4 separate regions of the Homo sapiens genome follow, and all the other regions are linked to region 2. Evidence: chromatin loops called from intact Hi-C (ENCODE). Cell type or tissue: GM12878. All regions are shown on one strand. Region 1 has its middle 12 kb from the start of TMEM156. Region 2 has its middle 47 kb from the start of WDR19. Region 3 overlaps TMEM156 (transmembrane protein 156). Region 4 overlaps KLB (klotho beta).

Region 1 (5,000 bases), 90 kb before region 2:
ATTATCTACTATATGACAGATGTGGTGAATAATAGGCACTGGAGATTTAAAAGTAACAAAACAAAGCTCTGCTCTCATGAAGTTTACATTCCAGTGGGAGCATAGAGATAAATAAACAGATGTATATGTCAGGTGGTGCTCAGTGCTGAGAAGTGAGGAGTTGGGGGGCGGGTTACAGGTTTACATGGATAGTCAGGAAAAGTGACATGATGGAGGAGGGAGTTAGCTGTGAGAACAGCTAAGAGCCTGCTAGACAGAGGAACATGTGAAGGCTGCATGGGCAAGCACTTGGCCTGTTGGCAGAAGAGGAAGGAATCCAGTGTCTGGGAGTAGCATGAGAGCCCATGGAGGCAGCCAGATCACAGGGGATGTTTTATTTAATTGTTTTTACTGGGCTGATGGAGCAAATGAGCTGAAAATACAGATCAGTAAATAAAATAAGTTTCAGGATAGAACAAACAATATATTTCACCAGGAAAAATAAAAGATCATGTATGGGAATGCCTATTTCTTTCTTTCTTTATTATTATTATTATTATTATTTAGATGGAGTCTCACTCTGTCACCAGGCTGGAGTGCAATGGCACAATCTTGGCTCACCGCAGTCTCCACCTCCCTGGTTCAAGTGATTCCCCTGCCTCAGCCTCCCGAGTAGCTGGGATTACAGGCACGTGCCACCATAACCAGCTAATTTTTATATTTTTAGTAGAGACGGGGTTTCACCATGTTGGCCAGAATGGTCTCGGATCTCCTGACCTCGTGATCCACCTGCCTTGGCCTCCCAAAGTGCTGGGATTACAGGCATTAGTCACCACGCCTGGCCGGGAATGCCTATTTCTTAAATCAGGAATTTTTACTGCAATTGTTATCTGATTAGATTGCAATGCTTTTCTAGTCTTTCTCATTATAAACCTGAAAGAAAAATGCTGAACTAAAAATCCAAGACTGAACAAGTAACTATGAGCAGGGAAGAAAAAAAAAACAACTATGAGAAGAATGTCATTGCGGTTAATGTACACAAAGGTAAACACTGAAAAATCCAATAAGGGCTGAAACGTAGTACCAAATTCCAAAAATTCAAGCAGTGGGTTTGTTTACACAATTGTCTTTTGTGTTTAAAAACAAAGTTACTGAGGTCATTTTTATCTATGGGCGTAGGTGTCATGGCACAGGAGGTGGAGGGTGTCTCTTCCACATAGCTCCGATAAAAAATGTATCCTGTACTTTGTGGTTGGAACCCTCCTTGGGAGAGTTTGTGATGTATCTTCTTCCTGACTGTAACAATCTTAAATTGTCCCATCCGCTTCCCTTTGAACTAGCTGTCCATGTGAGTACTTCATTCTTTTACATCATATTGTTTTTTCCTAACCACTTCCCCAAGTGGAAGTGCACAAAACATCCCTAAATAGATCTCCCAGCCACCCCAGGCTACCACAATTTGGTTATGTTATTTGATTATCAGTCTTCTGGACCACTTGCTTTGCTTGCATTGGGTTTTTATTACGGAGACAAACTGAAGAGCTCCTGAACAAATGTCATCTGGGGGGGAATGACCACATTCAACCATCACGGACGGAGAGCATACAGCTAACTCAGAGTAGCAAACACTAATCTACGAATAATGAACATAGGCATTATTTTAAGAACCAAAAGAAAGCACGTGGGCATTTGGTTTACACATCACTCAGAGACAAAGTAAGGAAATCCCTCCCTTCCTAATGCATCATGAGCTACGGGGGGCAGGGACCATAGCTGTTTTGCTCAAACCTGATGATGAATTAATATGTAAAGTACTTTAGTGTTTTCATAAGGCGCCAAATAAATTAGTTGTTATTCTCACGACCTAGCATATAGGAGTTCAATGTTGGGTAGAGGAATGAATAAAGAACCTACTTTTTCTGATTCTTATTATTCCACCACTGGAAAACAATGATTATGGTCACAGTGCTGAGGATCATAATTTCGATGCCACAAACCCACCACCTAGAGCACACTAATTATCAGATTATTGCAAGGGGAATGGTTACTGAGGCTGGAGAAGGGAGGCGAGTCTTAGTGAGTTCCCTTTAAGCTCTGAGACAACAGAGGCCGCCTCTCTCACGGCCTTCCAGCCCTGCAGAGGGACCTCTTCCTAACTTCCACCCCCAGGAATTCCCCTAACCCCAGTTTCAAGGGGCGGGGAACAACCAGAATCTTTGTCAGGTCCTCTACGCCACGCCCCCTCCTCGCCAGAGCCCCGCCCAGCCTGACGTCCCCTTCCCCCACTAGCTCCTCTTGCCACAGACGCTCCCGTTCCCCCACCCCCTTCCCCGGCTCGGGCCGTCCCCACGCCGCGCAGGAGAGCAAAGAAACCCCCGGCGGGGCAGTGGCGGCCGCGGCCTCTCCGGGCGCGCGACCCGGCGAGGGGGCGGGGCCTGGCGGGAGGGGGCGGGGCGGGCAGCCGACTGCGCCGCGCCGGGACTGACGGGCTAACCGGTCCCCTACCCCCACCTACTCGCCCGCCCCCTCCGGGGCCACCCGGGGACTCTGACCCCCCGGCCTGGCGCCGCCTGACGGAGCGGGAGTGGCTCGCTCCGGGCCGGCCGGCGCCGGGGATGAGGCTGCCCGGACAGGGTCTAGGGGCGCGCGAGGGGCCGAGCATCCCACTCAGCTCGCCGGCCCCGGCCCCCGCCTCCCCCGCTCCTCCCGCCTGGCCGCCCCGGCCCGCCGTGACCCACGGCCGCCTCCGGAGCCCGACGCGGTAAGTGCGACTTCCTTCTCGGCATCGGGGAGGGGGCCGCCTCGGGCAGGGCCCGCTTCCCGCCCCCACGCGACTCTCACGCCCCGCTGCGGCCTCCCGGAGCGCGCGGGGCGCGAAGACGCTGCCCCTCCCGGAGGCGGCTGCGAGGCCCTCGGGTCCGGAGGGGCTGGGCCGGGCGGGGGCCTCCGCACACCGCGCCCGGGGCTCGAACCCCGGCCCGGCCTCCCCGCTGCGCACCCCCGAGCGCCGGAGCCGGCGCCCGGGCCGCCCTGGAGTTGTGGAAAGTTGTGGACGCGGTGCTGGTGGCCGGCAGTGAGGAGCGGACTGCGGTGCACCCGTTGCTGCTTTCCCGGACTGTCCCTGCCAATAAAACAAACTGGAAACCATTTCGGATTTTTTTTTTCCTCTCCTTATTACTTGCAGGCAATTTTGACCTAAGTTTTTAAGCTTTTCTTTTAAATAATACCCTCGCCCCCGGAGTGTGGAGAATAAGACGGGGACTTCATTTTCCCGAGACCCGGCGTGCCTGGTGAAACTTTTGCATTTAGGCATTTATTTCAGTGCATGCTCTGGGATCAGAAGCTGGCGGTAAAAGTTTGCTATGTCAGAGAGTAAAGCGTTACTGTCGTTTTTTATCGCTTCATTTCATTTTCAAAAATATTCTTCAGTAGTCGACAAGTTCACAGAATTCAAAAGGTACAAAAGGGGCAGACAGGCTCACCCCACCCACCCCTGCACCCTCCCAATATTCTGTTTCTGGTGTCTTCTTCCAGAGGTTAGATGTGCGGATGCCCCTCCTGCTTGCTTTGAAAAATGAGCTGCTGTTATGTGCCTGGCATCTGCTGGTGCTAAATAAATGTTGATTCTCCTTCCTGTTAGGAAACAGTTTAATAACTCTTTTTGGTTATTAGACCTCTGGCGGCAAAAAACCAATCATGACTTTTTTTTTTTTTTCTGGTTTTCAGCATTTACAGATTTGACTGCATTGTGAATGTGTATGTCCTATTGGCTTGTTATGACTTATGTGAATACTTTTACACAAAGATGAATACACTGACGTTGTTGGGTAATTGGGCAGGGAGGGCAGAATCAACATGAAATTGTAAGAAGATGCAATATGTACAATATATAGTTCCAGAAACTATATATTTGAAGCAATCTAGCGACCATGTAGTACCATAGGATAAAACAAACTAAATGGGAAAATTGAGGTAGAGCAGGAAAAGAAGAACACAAAGTCAAGAAAAAAGATAATACCAAGTTCCTATTTAAAAGATCCTGTACTAGAGATGAGTCACAGTTTGGGCCTTGGGCTTCCTGGGAGCTAGGTAAAAAGAGAAAAAGGAACAACATAAGTTTCAGCCTGTTTTGTCTGGGCGCGGTGACTAACGCTTGTGATTCCAGCCCTTTGGGAGGCCGTGGCGAGCGGATCGCTTGAGCTCAGGGGTTCAAGACCAGCCTGGGCAACATAGTGAGACCCCTGCTTGAAAAGATAAAATAAAATAACAAAGTTTCATTTTGTTTCTAATTCCAAGATTAGAAACAAACCAGTTCTGCCCTAACCAAGGCGTTTTCCAGTAATGAGGCCTGAGAGGCGTATTTTCCTCCTGGGCCCTAATGAAAAAAGGAGATATGGGATGCAGTTGACAATATCTTTAAAACGCCCCTAAGGAAAATAGTGAATTTTGCACGACAGTGTTTTTCAATATAGGAGAGTGATAAAACTGTTAATAAGTTTTCTGAAGGAGTGGAGTCACTTGATCCATTTATAACATTTAGAATGATCTAGAACAGTATTTCCCAAACTGTGTTCTAAGGAATGAGAAAATATTTCCTTTCTTGCAACAAGATTCTGAGCTCAAGTAAGTTTGAGATAACTAGATTAGAAAATTGGTTTTACTACAGAATTTCTTGGAGATTTACTATACTAATGTTCAAGTTGCTGTTTTAAAGCGGGATGTATTTTGTAATATTTTCCAAATCTATATGACTATGTAACACAAATTGAGGACCACTGAACCTAGAAAAATAGATGAATTAGCTGGGCACGGTGGCTCACGCCTGTAATTCCAGCACTTTGGGAGGCCAAGGTAGGTGGATCACTTGAGGTCAGGAGTTCAAGACCACCCTGGCCAACACAGTTAAACCCCGTCTCTACTAAAAATACAAAAATTAGCCGGGAGTGGTGCCACGTACCTGTAGTCCCAGCTACTAAGGAGGCTGAAGGAGGAGAATCGCTTGAACCTGAGAGGTGGAGGTT
Region 2 (5,000 bases):
AAGAAAGGAAAAGAAAACTCTAGGCCTTGATATTTTCATTGTCATTTTCTACCAGTCAAGGAAGACTATCTTTCTGAAAGGTATTTAAGCAGAAAAATAAATGCCCACAGAAAATAGCACAAGGGAAACGCCCTAGCTACACAATTTTAGTACATTTCTCATTCATATTCCCTTCAACAATGCTAAAACGTGTTCATTTCATTACACTAAGCAATTCTATAATTACTCAAAATATGGTGAAAGACTTTCTTCTCTAATTCTATCTAGTCTTTCATATTGCTCACTATATTGACTGCCATTACTATAATCTGTTAAATAATGAGCATTTCAGAAAGTATTGTAATACCTAAAAATGTTAAATGATAGTCTAGTCGCAGGAATCAAAACCACAGTCCATCCACATCTGCACACTGGTGACAAGTCGTCTGACCATAATAAAATAATAACTTAATATTATATATTTTAATAGTCATAATTTTAAAATTATTCTCTCTTGTTAGTAATAAAAATTATTCAGGTCAATTTTTCTTTGGCTTATCCAGCAGATGTTTTAGATTAAATCAAAGTGTTAAAAATTATGCTAATTTATGATTCTTGGTTGTTTGCTGATACTGCATAGTTAATGGTATTTAGCACATTGTCATTTTTTCAACTAATTACATTGTGCTTTAAGATTTGAGCTAAAGATTTTTTTGCACTGAATTATGTACATTCATATAATAACCTGTGAGTATAGACTCCCAGGGAGCCAGGTAGAACTATTCAATTAAAGTTCATGATAAAAATGTGATAAGTATTATTGGCATAAGGAATATACTTAAAATTAAGGGTTTCATCTGTATGACTCACACCTGTAACCCAAGTGCTTTGGGAGGCTGAGGCAGGAGGATTGCTTGAGGCCAGGAGTTCAAAACCAGCCTGGACAACATAGCAAGACCCCATTTCCTAAAAAAAAAAAAAAAAGTTTTTAATTAAAAAAAAATTTTTTATCTGTAGTAAGGCAAAGTTCCCAAACAAATACATATTTAAATGAGCACCTTTCTGAAGGACAAAGATAGAGAAAAATGCCCAATATAATATTATACCTCAGCATTCTAGGTCAAAAGACCTAGAAACTATAGCTCTATAGTCAGCAAACTACAGCCCACAGGTCAACTCTGTCTGCTATTTGTTTTTATAAATAAAGTTTTATTGGAACACAGACATGCTCATTTGTTGATGTCTGTAGCAGCTTTTGTGTTATGACAACAAAGTTGAATAGCTGTGACAGCGACTATATCTTTTTCTTGACATTTACAGAAAACATTTCCAACCTGTGCATGGGGGATCATTCTTCCGTCACCTAGAATATGAGGCCTCCGAGAGGATGAGAATGAGGGAAAAAACTACAAAGAAAATGGTAGCAAATACTAGCAAAGAAAATGGTAAGCCAAGGTAAAGCTTCCAATGATAAGAAAGTAATTGAAAGAAGAGAGCATGGGGTGAAAGACCGAGGAATGAGGGCCTGAGCTCCACATGTCAGGGCCACCCTGAGAAAGTCTCTAAGAGCCTCTGAGAAAGTTTTCTCTGGGTCTGAAAACAATTAGGGACTATCTTAGCTGTGGAGGCACCTAAGTGAAATTGAGTTAAAAATTCATATTTTATTAAATTGCTTTAGACTTGTTCATTTGATTATTTTAACATAGGGAGGTTGAGTCAACTTGATATGTGACAGACACTGTACTAAGTAAGCATTTCATATGTATGTTAACTCATTTAATTTTTACAACAGCTGTATGAAGTAGATATGACTATTCCCAGTTAATGATACGCAAACTAGCTAGTAAATGTCAGAGCCAAATTTCAAAACCAACCAGATCTGTATGACCTTAGAGCCTTTTAAAAAATCTTTGCAAGATTGCTACATGGAGGTGAGTTTAAGCTGTCTACATTACACAGGATGATACATACTTGATGCCAAGATACATCCTCACCACATCTGTGCTACATTTTAAGTTTTTACTTTTAGTGAGTAGAAACAGGCTATATAATTCTGCCTATGGTGTGCCTGAATGGATACACACACAGAGAGGTTTCATAAGTGCCTTTCTATTTTCTTTTTAAATATGTTCTGTGAAAGGACAAAAGAAGGGCATTTTAGAAAGGATGGCATAGTTAATGACTTGGGTGCAGAGGGCTGTTGCTGTCAATAAAGCAGAGAGCAGGGATGCTGAGTGGAGCAGTCATGAATGGAAATGAGAGCATGAGCCATTAGCAGGAAGTCATAAACCCATTATTAGAAGTTTCATGTCATTGAAGGGAGCCAAATGCTTTACAATTCTAAGGACTATGAATAGCCACCTAAGGAGGATGCGTCTGCTGCTGTGATGTATCAGACAGAGTCCAGTTGGGAGACAGAAATCACAGGGTAATCTGAACAGGGAAGATTTTAAATAAATAATCATGTCCCATAACAGAGGATTGGACTCAGAAAGGATTGGCTGGTTATCAGGATCTGAGATTTGCTTTTGCCCTACTGGAGCTAATAAGCTGACCTGTTATGGTTTCATGGATGCTGGCAGAAGACATCCATGGGTTGAAGGAAAAGGATTTTATTACTGAAGGCACAGAAAGCAGTAGGAATATCGTGTTGGGGTCACTTCCCTGTGCCCTTCAATTCCCACAGGAACAAGACAGAGGATCCCAGGTGGAAATCCACGGAGCTTGGGAAATCCACTGCTTTTATAGTAAGTGGTAGGCTATCCTGCTCTTTGTCCTGGAGATTTCTCGCTGCAAACACAACCCTGAGAAATGGCCCAGCTAATCAGTAGTGGGCGGGGACGCTCAGAACCCGCAGCAGAGTGCCTCTCCCCTTCCTTCTGCAATGTCTCCAGCACCCTCTACCGACAAAATTAGCACTGTGCAGACTGGCGAAGGAGAAAAAGGCTCATGTCCACGTTGACTGAGCAGGTAATGAAGACTGGATTTGTAGATGAGAAGCACTAATTAAAAACTGGTGTGGGCCGGGCGCGGTGGCTCATGCCTGTAATCCTAGCACTTTGGGAGGCCATGGCGGGTGGATCACCTGAAGTCAGGAGTTCGAGACCAGCCTGGCCAAGGTGGTGAAACCCTGTCTCTACTAAAAATACAAAAATTAGCCGGACGTGTTGGTGCGCTCCTGTAATCCCAGCTACTTGGGAGGCTGAGGCAGGAGAATCACTTGAACCTGGGGGGCAGAGGTTGCAGTAAGCCGAAATCACACCATTGCACTCCAGCCTGGGCAACAAGAGCAAAACTCCATCTCAAAAAACAAACAAACTGGCGTATATGTTTATCAGCAGTACCAGACACGGCCGAATTATGATATGGTCCAAAAAGGGACAGTGATTCAATTCATTCTAACACGTGTGTGTGTGTGTGTGTGTGTGTGTGTGTGTGTGAGATCGCCACTATGTTCTCAGAGCTAAGGTAGCTCAAAGACATGAAAAAAAATCTACTCAAAACATAGATAGTACTTAAATAATTTAAAGTTTATTTTTAAAAATCATTTCCCTTCCTTAATAATAATAATTTTTTTTTTAACTGAGTCTTTCTCTGTCACCCAGGCTGGAGTCAGTGACATGATCTCTGCTCACTGCAACCTCCACCTGCCGGGTTCAAGAGATTCTCCTGTCTCAGCCTCCCGAGTAGCTGGGATTACAGGTGCCCACCACCAAGTCTGGCTAATTTTTGTATTTTTAGTAGAGACGCGGTTTCACCATGTTGGCCAGGCTGGTCTCCAACTCCTGACCTCAGGTGATCTGCCTGCCTCAGCCTCCCAAAGTGCTGCGATTATAGGCGTGAGCCACCATACCCAGCCCCTTCCTTAATAATTCAGGCCTAAAGCCATTAGGTAGTGTATAGGAAGGATGGCATCCACAGTGGTGTCGAGAGGACTCATGGTGACCCAATGTGGGGTATTGGAGTCCAAGCAGGGTGAAGAGGGTGGGCTACAGGGTGGGTGACCTGGCACAGGGTCTCAGACCCCCATCAGAGTAAGGACAGCGTCCACACAGCACGGCAGCCTGGCCCGGACTGTCAGAGCCTGAGTAGGATGAGGGAGATATCCACACCTGAGAACAGCCCAGCACCTGGGGGATTAGAGCCTGGGCACGATGGGGAAGGTGCCTGTCCAGGGGACAGCCTGCAGTGGCTAGTTAGCCAGGGCCCAGGGAGGGAGAGGACAGCACCCCTGTGCATGGTGTGGGCTTTCAGAGCCCAAGCGTTGCAAGGAGGCCATCCACGACGGAGAACTGCCTGGAAAGGAGAGTGAGAGCCAAGCAGGAAAACATGGGCATCTGGGCCGGAGTGGGTGTGGTAGCAGAAATTGGAGATTGTTTCCATAGAAGATTGATCAAACTAGTAATTATCTTAAGGAAAATGAAAGACAAGGTTTTCACTGTTGGAGAAGGAAGTTACAAATACAGCAGAGGAAAAAACAAGGATGACCCCCGTGGTGTTGAATTGGAATTCGGCATATTGTTGTAAACTCACGGTTTTCAAGATAGAGATAATAGATTAATAAATACATATGCAAATATGTGCGTGTGTGTGTATAGAAAGATAAGTAGACAGATATAGACCAACAGATATTCCTTAGGTAGACAGATACAGACCAACAGATATTCCTTAACTCTGAACTGAGCCAGCCTGAGAATAGCAATAAACACACCTCATGTCCAGGTCTTGGCTTCTAAATACCAATTTTTACAAAAAAAAAAAGAATGATCTTCACTTTGGGAGGCCAAAGTGGGGAGGATCACTTGAGCCCAGGAGTTTGAGACCATCCTGGGCAATATAGTGAGTCCCTGTCTCTACAAAAAATAAATAAAAAATTATCTGAGCATGGTGGTGCACACCTGTAGTCCCAGCTACTTGGGAGGCTGAGGTGGGAAGATTGAGCCCAGGAGGTCGAGGCTGCAGTGAACCCTGATCACGTTGCTGCACCCCAGCCTGGGTGATGGAATGAGACCCTGTCTCAA
Region 3 (5,000 bases), 140 kb before region 2:
GTGCTGCCCACCCATCCCTGCAGCCTTCTTAGAGAGGAGCAAGGGGAAACAGACAGAAATCTGGGGGGAACATCGAGGAACAGTTTAAATTATTATCTCAGAGTAAATTTGCCAGACTGGATCACATTTAGTTTGACCCCCTGATGGAGAAGGCTTTTACTCCCACCAAAGTACAAAGTTGGTTGTTGCTGTTGCTTTGTTTTTTTGGTTTGTTTTCTGGTTTTTTTTTTTTTTTTTTTTTTTGAGAGGGAGTCTCACTGTCACCCAGGCTGGAGTGCGGTGGTGCGATCTCGGCTCACTGCAACCTCCACCTCCCGGGTTCAAGCGAGTCTCCTGCCTCAGCCTCCCGAGTAGCTGGGTTTACAGGCGCATGACACCATGCCCGGCTAATTTTTTGTATTTTTAGTAGAGACAGGGTTTCACCATGTTAGTCAGGCTGGTCTCGAACTCTTGACCCCAAGTGATCCACCCACCTTGGCCTCCCAAAGTGCTAGGATTACAGGCATGACCCACCTCGCCCAGTTAAGAAGGCTTTTAAGCAAGATCAAATTAGTTTTTGCACAGCAGAGTAAACTATGAATAAAGTTTTAACTGTCTTTTTCTTTTCTTTTCTTTTCTTTTTTTTTTTTTTGAGACAGTGTTTCACTCTGTTACCCAGGCTGGAGTGCAGTGGCCTAATCACAGCTCACTGCAGCCTTGTCTTCCCTATCTCAAGCAGTCCTCCTGCCTCAGTCTCTGAAGTAGCTGGGACTAAAGGTGTGCACCACACCTAGCTTATTTTCATCCTTTTTGTAGAGTCAGGGTTTCACCATGTTGTCCAAGCTAGTCTCGAACTCCTGTGCTCAAGCAATACACCCACCTCAGCCTCCCAAAGTGCTAGGATTACAGGCATGAGCCTCCACCGTGCCCAGCCACCTTTAACTTTCTACCCATGGCAAAATGAATATACTTTTCGCAGAATACAAGAGTACATATTTGTGCACCACTGCTATCTTTGTGGACACCCAAAAGCTGTTAACTATTATTTCACTTTGATTCTAGAATTTATGGATTTTTTTCCATGAACACACACACAAAAATCTTAAAATTATTATTATGGAAGTGCTTATTTTTTCTTTATTTTAGAAAAAATATAAAATACAGTTAGGTGGATATACAAATGTACATTGAAAAAAATATGTTTTTGATGTCTATAATCTAAACTTCTTTACCCTTCAGATTTCACTACAGTCACCTTCTCTAGGCAATCTTTCCAGAGTCCATCTTCCAATTCATTCACTCCTCAATCAGAGGGAACTGATCCTTCTGTTCAGATCTACTCAGATCCTCTTCCATAGCCCCCACTCATGCACACACCTTGAAATGACCCCTAATTGCAGAGGTTATAGGGCCGTGGGAAAACTTAGTCACAGGAGAAATTTCTTTGAAGTCTCACATTTTATCTTAAAAATGCGTGCACATTATATATTTCTGTTTGCTTTAAAGTGAATGTAATATTTTGAAAATCATTACCTTTACAATAATTAAAGCTTTAGAAAAGCAATCTGAAAGGCTTCCGTATGTCTGGAATATCAAAAAGGACAGCAAATTACTCTCCCATAGCACCTGTGGCACTGGAAGGCACTTGCTGGTGTAGGTGAGGGGTCGCCCTCTTTCAGATTGTTTCATATCATCTAACTTCATGACCCCAACACCTGACACACTGCCTAGCATACAGCAGGCACTCATTAAATGCATGTATCAAAAGATGCTCTCCAGGAATAGATTTTTTGGGTGAAGTAGGGCATACTGCTTAGTAGAAAGGAATAATTGTGGTATTTCAGAATAGGGTAACTAGGAAGTTAACCAACCTTAAACAGAATTAAGTTATGCAAGTATGTAAGATTTGTCTTTTAATCTCCTATTTTTTCCTCTAGGTGCCTAATCTGTACCTCACCCTATCTTCACAGCATTACAGCAAACTCCCATTTCATCCAGGCCTGGTTCTCAGCTCCAAGAGAGAACATGTTAAATCAACTCAAAACAAAAATTTAATAGCATATCACAATGTGCTACATATATATATAATATATTATATAATATATTATATAATATATATATATTATATATATATAATATATATATAATATATAATATATTATATATATATATATTTTTTTTTGTCTTTTCAAGACAGAGTCTCACTCTGTTGCCCAGGCTGGAGTGCAGCAGCGCGATCTCGGCTCACTGTAACCTCCGCCTCCCGGATTCAAGCGATTCTCCTGCCTCAGCCTCACAAGTACCTGGGACTACAGGCAAATGCCACCACACCCAGCTAATTTTTTATATTTTTAGTAGAGACGGGGTTTCACTGTGTTAGCCAGGATGGTCTCGAACTCCTGACCTCATGATCCTCCCACCTCAGCCTCCCAAAGTGCTGGGATTACAGGTGTGAGCCACCGCACCCAGCCAATATTCATATTTTAAAAGAAATGCCTCCCTTTAGTACACAAATATGGTGGTATTATTTCACTCACAGAAAATAGGCATGTTTCAAAGTTATTCTGTGGTGGCTCATACCTGTAATACCAGCACTTTGGGAGGCCAAGGCAGGTGGATTGCTTAAGCCTAGGAGTTCAAGACCAGCCTGGGCAACATGACAAGACCCCGTCTCTACTAAAAATACAAAAAATTAACCAGGTGTGGTGGTGCACACCTGTAGTCCCAGCTACTCAGGAGGCTGAGGTGGGAGGATCACCTGAGCCCGGGGAAGTCAAGGCTGCAGTGAGCAGTGATCGTGTCACTGCACTCCAGCCTGGGCAACAGAGTGAGACCCTGTCTCAAACAACCACCACCACCCCACTGCAACAATAAAAAAAAATTATTCTGAGGCAGAAGGTCTTTCCAGTGCTCCTCAAATCGTGACCCATAAATGCCTCCTCTTTCTCAGGTTACAGGTAGGCCCCATAAAAAGCATATTTTGAAAGAAAAATAAACAGATAAATAGACTAACATTCTTTCAGGCTATATTATTTCATCAGTAAAATTCTTCAGCTATTTGGCTTTCAGTTAATGTGATAGCCCTTACTTAATTTTACATATCTATATCGGATAACTCCTTTTCCCTTTAGTTTCCTTAAAAACTTACTTTTTATATCCATCTCTAGGTGCAAAGAAATGTGTATACAATCATTCGGGTATTCCATGATTCTACAAGTGTAGTTTATCGATTTCTCCTTGCTTGGCTCATCCTCCATGATTGTTGATCTTCCAGTGTGGTTTTTTAGATGACAGGTAGTGTTATATTCCTCCAAGTGGTCAACCAGAGGAGCTACACTGAAGTTAAAGTGCTGACAAGGTGAATGAAAATCATTTGCTTTCACTTCCATTGATCCTCTCCTGATAAGAACTAGAAAGTGATTAAGAAAATGTTATTTGCAAAATATTAATACATAGCAAGAAAACACATACAATTCAAAACTAAATCTCTTCCTTTCTATACAAGAAAGTAGAAACAAGAAGTTTCCTACACTAAAAATATATACATATTTTTGAGACAGGGTCTCACTCCGTCTCCCAGGCTGGAGTGCAGTGGCGTAATCATGGCTCACTGCAGCCTCACCCTCCCGGGCTCAAGCAATCCTCCCACCTTAGCCTCCTGAGTAGCTGGGACTACAGGTGTATGCCACTATGCTCAGCTAATTTTTTTAATTTTTTGTAGAGATTGGGTCTTGCTATGTTGTCCAGGCTGGTCTCCAACTTTTGGACTCAAGGGATCCTCCCTCCTCAGACTCCTGAATTGCTGGGATTACAGGCGTGAGCCACTGCAGCCAACCTAAAAATAATCAGTAAGGTGGTTATATTTTTTAAGATCATGAAAACCAGGTTGTGGTAGTGTTGGAATAGGATTGGAGCATCTAAAAGAAAATACACACATTTCCCCAGTGACTTGTGGGACAGACTGTATTGTGTGACCAATATGGTCACAACAATATTTCCCATTCCACACTGTACTAGTTTTTTAGGGCTGCTGTAACAAAGTACCATAAACTGGGGGGTTTAAAGAACAGAAGTTTGGGCCAAGCACGGCGATCCTGCCTGTAATCCTAGCCCTTTAGGAGGCCGAGGCAGGCAGATCACCTGAGGTCAGGGGTTCGAGACCAGCCTGGCCAACATGGCAAAATCCTATCTCTACTAAAAATACAAAAATTAGCCAGGCGTGGTGATGTGTGCCTGCAGGTGTAGCTACTTGGCAGGAGACTCGTTTGAACCTGGGAGGCAGACGTTGCAGTGGGTCAAGATTGCACCACTGCACTCCAGCCTGGGTAACAGAAGGAGACTCAGTCTCAAAAAAAAAAAGAAAAGAACAGAAGTTTGTCTCACAGTTCTAAAGCTAGAAGTGTGAGATCAAGGTGTTGGCACGGTTGATTTGTTCTGAGGGCTGAGCCCCTCTCCTAGCTAATGGTGGTTTGCTGATAACCTTTGGCATTCATTGACTTGGAGATGCATCATCCTGCTCTCTGCCTTCATCTTCACATGTCAGTCTCCCTGTGTCCATGTCTCTGTGTCCAAACTTCTCCTTTTTTGTAAGAATATCAGTCATATTGGATTAGGGCCCATCCTAATGACCTCATCTTAACTACATCTACAATGACCGTATTTCCAAATAATGTCATATTCTGAGGTATCGAGGGTTAGGACTTCAACATGTGAATTTGAGAGGACCCAATTCAATCCATAACACACATGTTACCCTAAAAACTTCACCATTTGCTCATTAAGGAATCTAATTCCTTTCCCCTTGAATCTGGTAGCATTCGTGATTTGCTTTTAATTCCTTTTCCTGGCTGGGCTCAGTGGCTCACGCCTGTAATCCCAGCACTTTGGGAGGCCAAGGCGGGTGGATCACGAGGTCAAGAGACTGAGATCATCCTGAGCAACATGATGAAACCCCGTCTCTACTAAAATACAAAAAATTAACTGGGCGTGGTGGCGCACGCCTATAATCCCAGCTACTCCGG
Region 4 (5,000 bases), 300 kb after region 2:
CCCAGCTACTCGGGAAGCTGAGACAGGAGAATTGCTTGAACCTGGGAGGCGGAGGTTGCAGTGAGCTGAGATCGCACCACTACACTCCAGCCTAGGCGACAGAGAAAGACTCTGTCTCAAAATAAAATAAAAATAAAAAATAAAAAATCACTGCTATGTATCTTCTTATGTAGAGGAGGAAACCCTACACACTACCCCAAGAGGGCCCAGGAAGGGAGCCAGGCAGAGGGGAAATAAGAGCCTAGACTAGGCTTTCTGCCAGCCTCCAGCTCTCCTGTAGCAGAAGTTTTAGGTTGGAAGCACTAGGGGCATAGAGAACAGACTTTGAGGTCATCAGGGCTCCCTGGCAGCTTTCCCCTGAATCACTGTACGCTGCATTAATTTTATCCATGAAAAGGCCATTTACCAGCCATGTTACAGCCCTTGTAAGTGAGGACAACAAAGATCAATAATATTTTCTTCTTTTAGGCTCACTCGAAAGTTTGGCATAACTACAACACACATTTCCGCCCACATCAGAAGGGTTGGTTATCGATCACGTTGGGATCTCATTGGATCGAGCCAAACCGGTCGGAAAACACGATGGATATATTCAAATGTCAACAATCCATGGTTTCTGTGCTTGGATGGTTTGCCAACCCTATCCATGGGGATGGCGACTATCCAGAGGGGATGAGAAAGAAGTTGTTCTCCGTTCTACCCATTTTCTCTGAAGCAGAGAAGCATGAGATGAGAGGCACAGCTGATTTCTTTGCCTTTTCTTTTGGACCCAACAACTTCAAGCCCCTAAACACCATGGCTAAAATGGGACAAAATGTTTCACTTAATTTAAGAGAAGCGCTGAACTGGATTAAACTGGAATACAACAACCCTCGAATCTTGATTGCTGAGAATGGCTGGTTCACAGACAGTCGTGTGAAAACAGAAGACACCACGGCCATCTACATGATGAAGAATTTCCTCAGCCAGGTGCTTCAAGGTTGGTTGTACACTTGCTTAATTTTTTAAAAATTCTAAAAACTTACAGGATATTTAAAGTCACCTTTGAATATGTAACTATTATTGTTGGGCTTTTTTTTTTTTGAAACGGAGTTTCTCGCTGTCTCCCAGGCTGAAGTGCAGTGGCACCATCTTGGCTCACTGCAACCTCCGCCTCCTGGGTTCAAGTGATTCTCCTGCCTCAGCCTCCCAAGTAGCTGGGATTACAGGTGTCCACCACCACGCCCAGCTAATTTTTGTATTTTTAGTAGAGACAGGGTCTCACCATGTTGGCCAGGCTGATCTCAAACTCCTGACCTTAAGTGATCCGCCCGCCTCAGCCTCCCAAAGTGCTGGGATTACAGGCATGAGCCACCATGCCCGGCCTGGCCTTTTGTATTGTCCAATATTTTTTTTTTAAATGGAGCCACTCTGTGGCCCAGGCTGGAGTGCAACAGTGCAATCTTGGCTCACTGCAACCTCTGCCTCCTGGGTTCAAGCAATTCTCCTGCTTCAGCCTCCTGAGTAGCTGGGATTACAGGTGCATGCCACCACACCCAGCTAATTTTTTATATTTTGGTAGAGATGGAGTTACATCATGTTGGCCAGGCTGGTCTCGAGCTCCTGACCTCAAGTGATCCACTCGCCTCGGCCTCCCAAAGCCCTGGGATTACAGGCATGAGCCACCGCACCCAGCCTGAAATTTTTTTTTCTTTACTTTTTGAAACGGAGTTTCACTCTTGTTTCCCAGGCTGGAATGCAGTGGTGCAATCTCAGCTCACTGCAACCTCCACCTCCCAGGTTCAAGCAATTCTTCTGCTTCAGCCTCCCGAGTAGCTGGGATTACAGGTGTCTGCCACCACGCCCAGCTAAGTTTTGTATTTTTAGTAGAGACGGGGGTTCAACATGTTGACCAGGTTGGTCTCGAACTCCTGACCTCAGGTGATCCACCTGCCTCAGCCTCCCAAAGTGCCAGGATTACAGGCATGAGCCACCACACCCAGCCATTGTATTGTCCAATGTTGACAGCACTTTTTTATGTTATTCCCATGTCCTTTTTAAAATAAAAGTTTGAGAACAGAATCCTTTCAGACTAGGGCTACACCCTTAATTGGCAAGAAGATGCTGTTTCATTCCTTATAAAGGACACAGTGCTAAAAGAGGTATGCTTAAAGTTTCCTAACAGTAGTACTTTATTCCAAGATGTTGAAAGTTTTTCTGGAAATTGTGATCTTTATACTCTATTACATGACGGCATGATGAAAAGGTCTGAAGACAAAATGAGTTGTTTCTATTGCTCCCAGAGACTTTTGGCCCCCACTTAGCCCCTCACTCCTTCTCTATTACTCAAGTAGTGACATCTACAGGTGGCTGATAGAAACAACGGAGCAGAAGACAAGCTGAGGTTACGATGGTTCTGTTCCCTGGAGTTGGGCTCTATTTCACTCTCATATTAAGGAATTCTCCATGGATCTTTCTAAAATTCTGTTGCTCTCTTTAGAAGTCACAAGCCAGGAAGAAAATCCCAGGTGCTGCTGGAGAGAGCCTTCAGGGAGGGTCCTGAGGGAGAGCAAGACCCTGCCGCCCCAAGTTGCAGGAAGGAACAGCATGGAACCGAGCCACGCCCAGCTACGGGCCATGCACATAGGGGCCAAGGCTGAGGGTTCTGCCTACAGGGTCTGGGTCAAATGCCATGCTCTTGGGCAGAAAGGGTGTCCATTCCCCAGGTGTTACCATTCCACCTCTCCTTAGGACCCTACAACAGCTATAGGCTAGAACCAGAGCCTGTTAAACATATTTATCTTCTTGGAAACTCTTGGCTTGGACTTTCCTCATTTTAGGAAAAGAATGTCAGTGACAAAAATCCCCAAAATGCAGAGATGAGGAGGCATTTCTATGAGAGAAGTGAAATCTTTTAAGAAAGAAAAAAGGATTCAGGGCTAATTTGGGTATTTGTTGTTTGGACTGCTGTTGATTTTCTTTTCTCTTTTTTGTTTTTTTTTCCCTGAGATGGAGTTTTGCTCTTGTTACCCAGGCTGGAGTGCAATGGTACAATCTTGGCTCACTGCAATCTCCACCTCCTGTGTTCAAGCGATTCTCCTGCCTCAGCCTCCCGAGTAGCTGGGATTACAGATGCCCGCCACCATCCCCAGCTAATTTTTGTATTTTTAGTAGAGACAAGGCTTCACTATGTTGCCCAGGCTGGTCTCGAACTCCTGACCTCAGGTGATCCACCCACCTCAGCCTCCCAAAGTGCTGGGATTACAGGCATGAGCCACTGCGCCCCGCCTGTTGATTTTCATATTTCATTTTTACACAATTCCTACAAGTTACTGAATCAGAGTTTTAAAGCTAGAAAGGTCCTTAGAGATCCTATTTTCCAATCTTTTTTGTTTAAAAATGAGGAAACCGAGGCCAAGAAATTTGCCCAATAGCATGCTCCCTGGAGCATAGCAGGGTAAGCTCCTCAGCCCCCTGCTCTTTAGCCCAGCCAGTTCCCATTCTCTTACATCACTTTTCTTCTTTTACCTCCTTATGTCTACATTCATTTATGTTAATTCTAAAAGCAGCTTTTTTTTTAACTCCTTGAAGGATAGTTTCCTAGAATTAATAGCTTATCCACGAATAAGAACCAACTCAAACTTGAAATAAGAAACTCTTGGTCATGAGCACACATATGCATTTGTCCCAAAGAGTTCTGGAAATTACCATGCCCTCTGACACAGATTTGCACACCAAGTCTCAGGAGTATTTAAGGTGTGATCCTTTAACTGTGACATACACTTGTTCCAAGTGGGAGTGGGGGGATCAGGAGATACCAATCTGGATGATAGTAATTGCCACTTTTGAAGTATAAACATGAATTTTCTATTTGATACAGCAGACCTGAAAATTAGGGCAAAGGTTCGTTTTACAATATGCTGTCCTCTGGCATGTTAGTGAAATTGTAAACATGAACTAGAATGTTTAGGCCTCTGAACATCTCTGCTTTCTTTTCTCTGTGCAGCAATAAGGTTAGATGAAATACGAGTGTTTGGTTATACTGCCTGGTCTCTCCTGGATGGCTTTGAATGGCAGGATGCTTACACCATCCGCCGAGGATTATTTTATGTGGATTTTAACAGTAAACAGAAAGAGCGGAAACCTAAGTCTTCAGCACACTACTACAAACAGATCATACGAGAAAATGGTTTTTCTTTAAAAGAGTCCACGCCAGATGTGCAGGGCCAGTTTCCCTGTGACTTCTCCTGGGGTGTCACTGAATCTGTTCTTAAGGTAAGTGGTTACTTCCAAATTAACCATAAACTGGGAAAAACAGTACACACTATTTCATTTACTCAATGACAGCTAAGAGATAGCTGTCAGACAATATCAAATACCACAATTGTATGGAGGTTATGAAGGAGAGCTAGGGAAAGAGAAGGGAGAAAAAGAAGGAAATAAATGCTGAGAGCCTTTCATGGGCCAGAACTCATAATTGGTGATGGAGATGGAGAGGTGAAGAGGCTGCCCTCAAGGAGCATACAGTCTAGAGGGAACTTACTGTCATTTCTGTGTCAGGTTTTTGTTATAATAGTAATGTCAAAATGATAGGAAATTTGTTTTCAGATTTTTGTTTTGCCAAAAGCAAATTATTAGCAGCACCTTGTTTAACTGATTCTTGCTGTTTCACAGAGTTGGGTAATTTGCCTTCTGAGGTCTCTATATCCCAGTGGAGCCTCCTCACACATCTCATTCCTCACCCCCTTAAGCTGTCCTCAAAAGTCACCTTCTCCATAAGGCTTCCCTCCACTCCAGAAACCATCCTCCTATCACTTCTCTTCCTCTTTTCCTGCTTTTCTATAGCGTACTCGCCACCACCTGACATACTATGTGCTTTCCACATTTTCCATACTTATCACCTGTCTTCCCCTACTAGAATGCAAGCTGCATAAGAGCAAAAATGTCTGAGGCTTTGATGCCTGCTATATACCTCACTAGGGCAGTGCTGGGCACATGGCAGGTGCTTATCTTTTAGAACC

What was found. Hi-C counts contacts between places; a loop is a spot of excess contacts. Peaks named below come from ENCODE experiments on the same cell type or tissue, not always from the same donor. Only the 100,000 strongest peaks of a DNase experiment are listed, where the experiment ranks them.
Region 1: a loop joins it to region 2, with 5 times the contacts of the local background. A loop is called at or near these places in 17 of 110 quality-filtered maps.
Region 3: it touches region 2 in a loop (4-fold over the local background); 5 of 110 quality-filtered maps call a loop at or near these places.
Region 4: it touches region 2 in a loop (2.4-fold over the local background); 2 of 110 quality-filtered maps call a loop at or near these places.

What each region holds. Positions count from the first base shown.
Region 1 is chr4:39,042,357-39,047,356 of GRCh38, forward strand. It overlaps a transcript of KLHL5 not described here. Among named protein-coding and RNA genes, the nearest start is that of TMEM156, 12 kb to the left of the region's middle. RefSeq lists a silencer at 2,251-2,980. In GM12878, no CTCF peak of the experiment used is centred here; DNase peaks (open chromatin) are centred at 1,286, 1,625, 2,225 and 3,707; H3K4me3 peaks cover 3,709 bases; H3K27ac peaks cover 3,377 bases.
Region 2 is chr4:39,132,622-39,137,621 of GRCh38, forward strand. It overlaps a transcript of KLHL5 not described here. Among named protein-coding and RNA genes, the nearest start is that of WDR19, 47 kb to the right of the region's middle. RefSeq lists a silencer at 2,941-2,990. In GM12878, a CTCF peak has its summit at 2,888 (motif pointing left); a DNase peak (open chromatin) is centred at 2,850; H3K27ac peaks cover 272 bases.
Region 3 is chr4:38,990,611-38,995,610 of GRCh38, forward strand. It overlaps TMEM156 (transmembrane protein 156), which reads right to left. Exons shown (of 7, transcript NM_024943.3): 3 at 3,128-3,388. Among named protein-coding and RNA genes, the nearest start is that of TMEM156, 39 kb to the right of the region's middle. In GM12878, no CTCF peak of the experiment used is centred here; no DNase peak of the experiment used is centred here.
Region 4 is chr4:39,433,742-39,438,741 of GRCh38, forward strand. KLB (klotho beta) reads left to right here. Exons shown (of 5, transcript NM_175737.4): 2 at 469-979; 3 at 3,986-4,254. Among named protein-coding and RNA genes, the nearest start is that of RPL9, 23 kb to the right of the region's middle. In GM12878, a CTCF peak has its summit at 2,339 (motif pointing left); no DNase peak of the experiment used is centred here.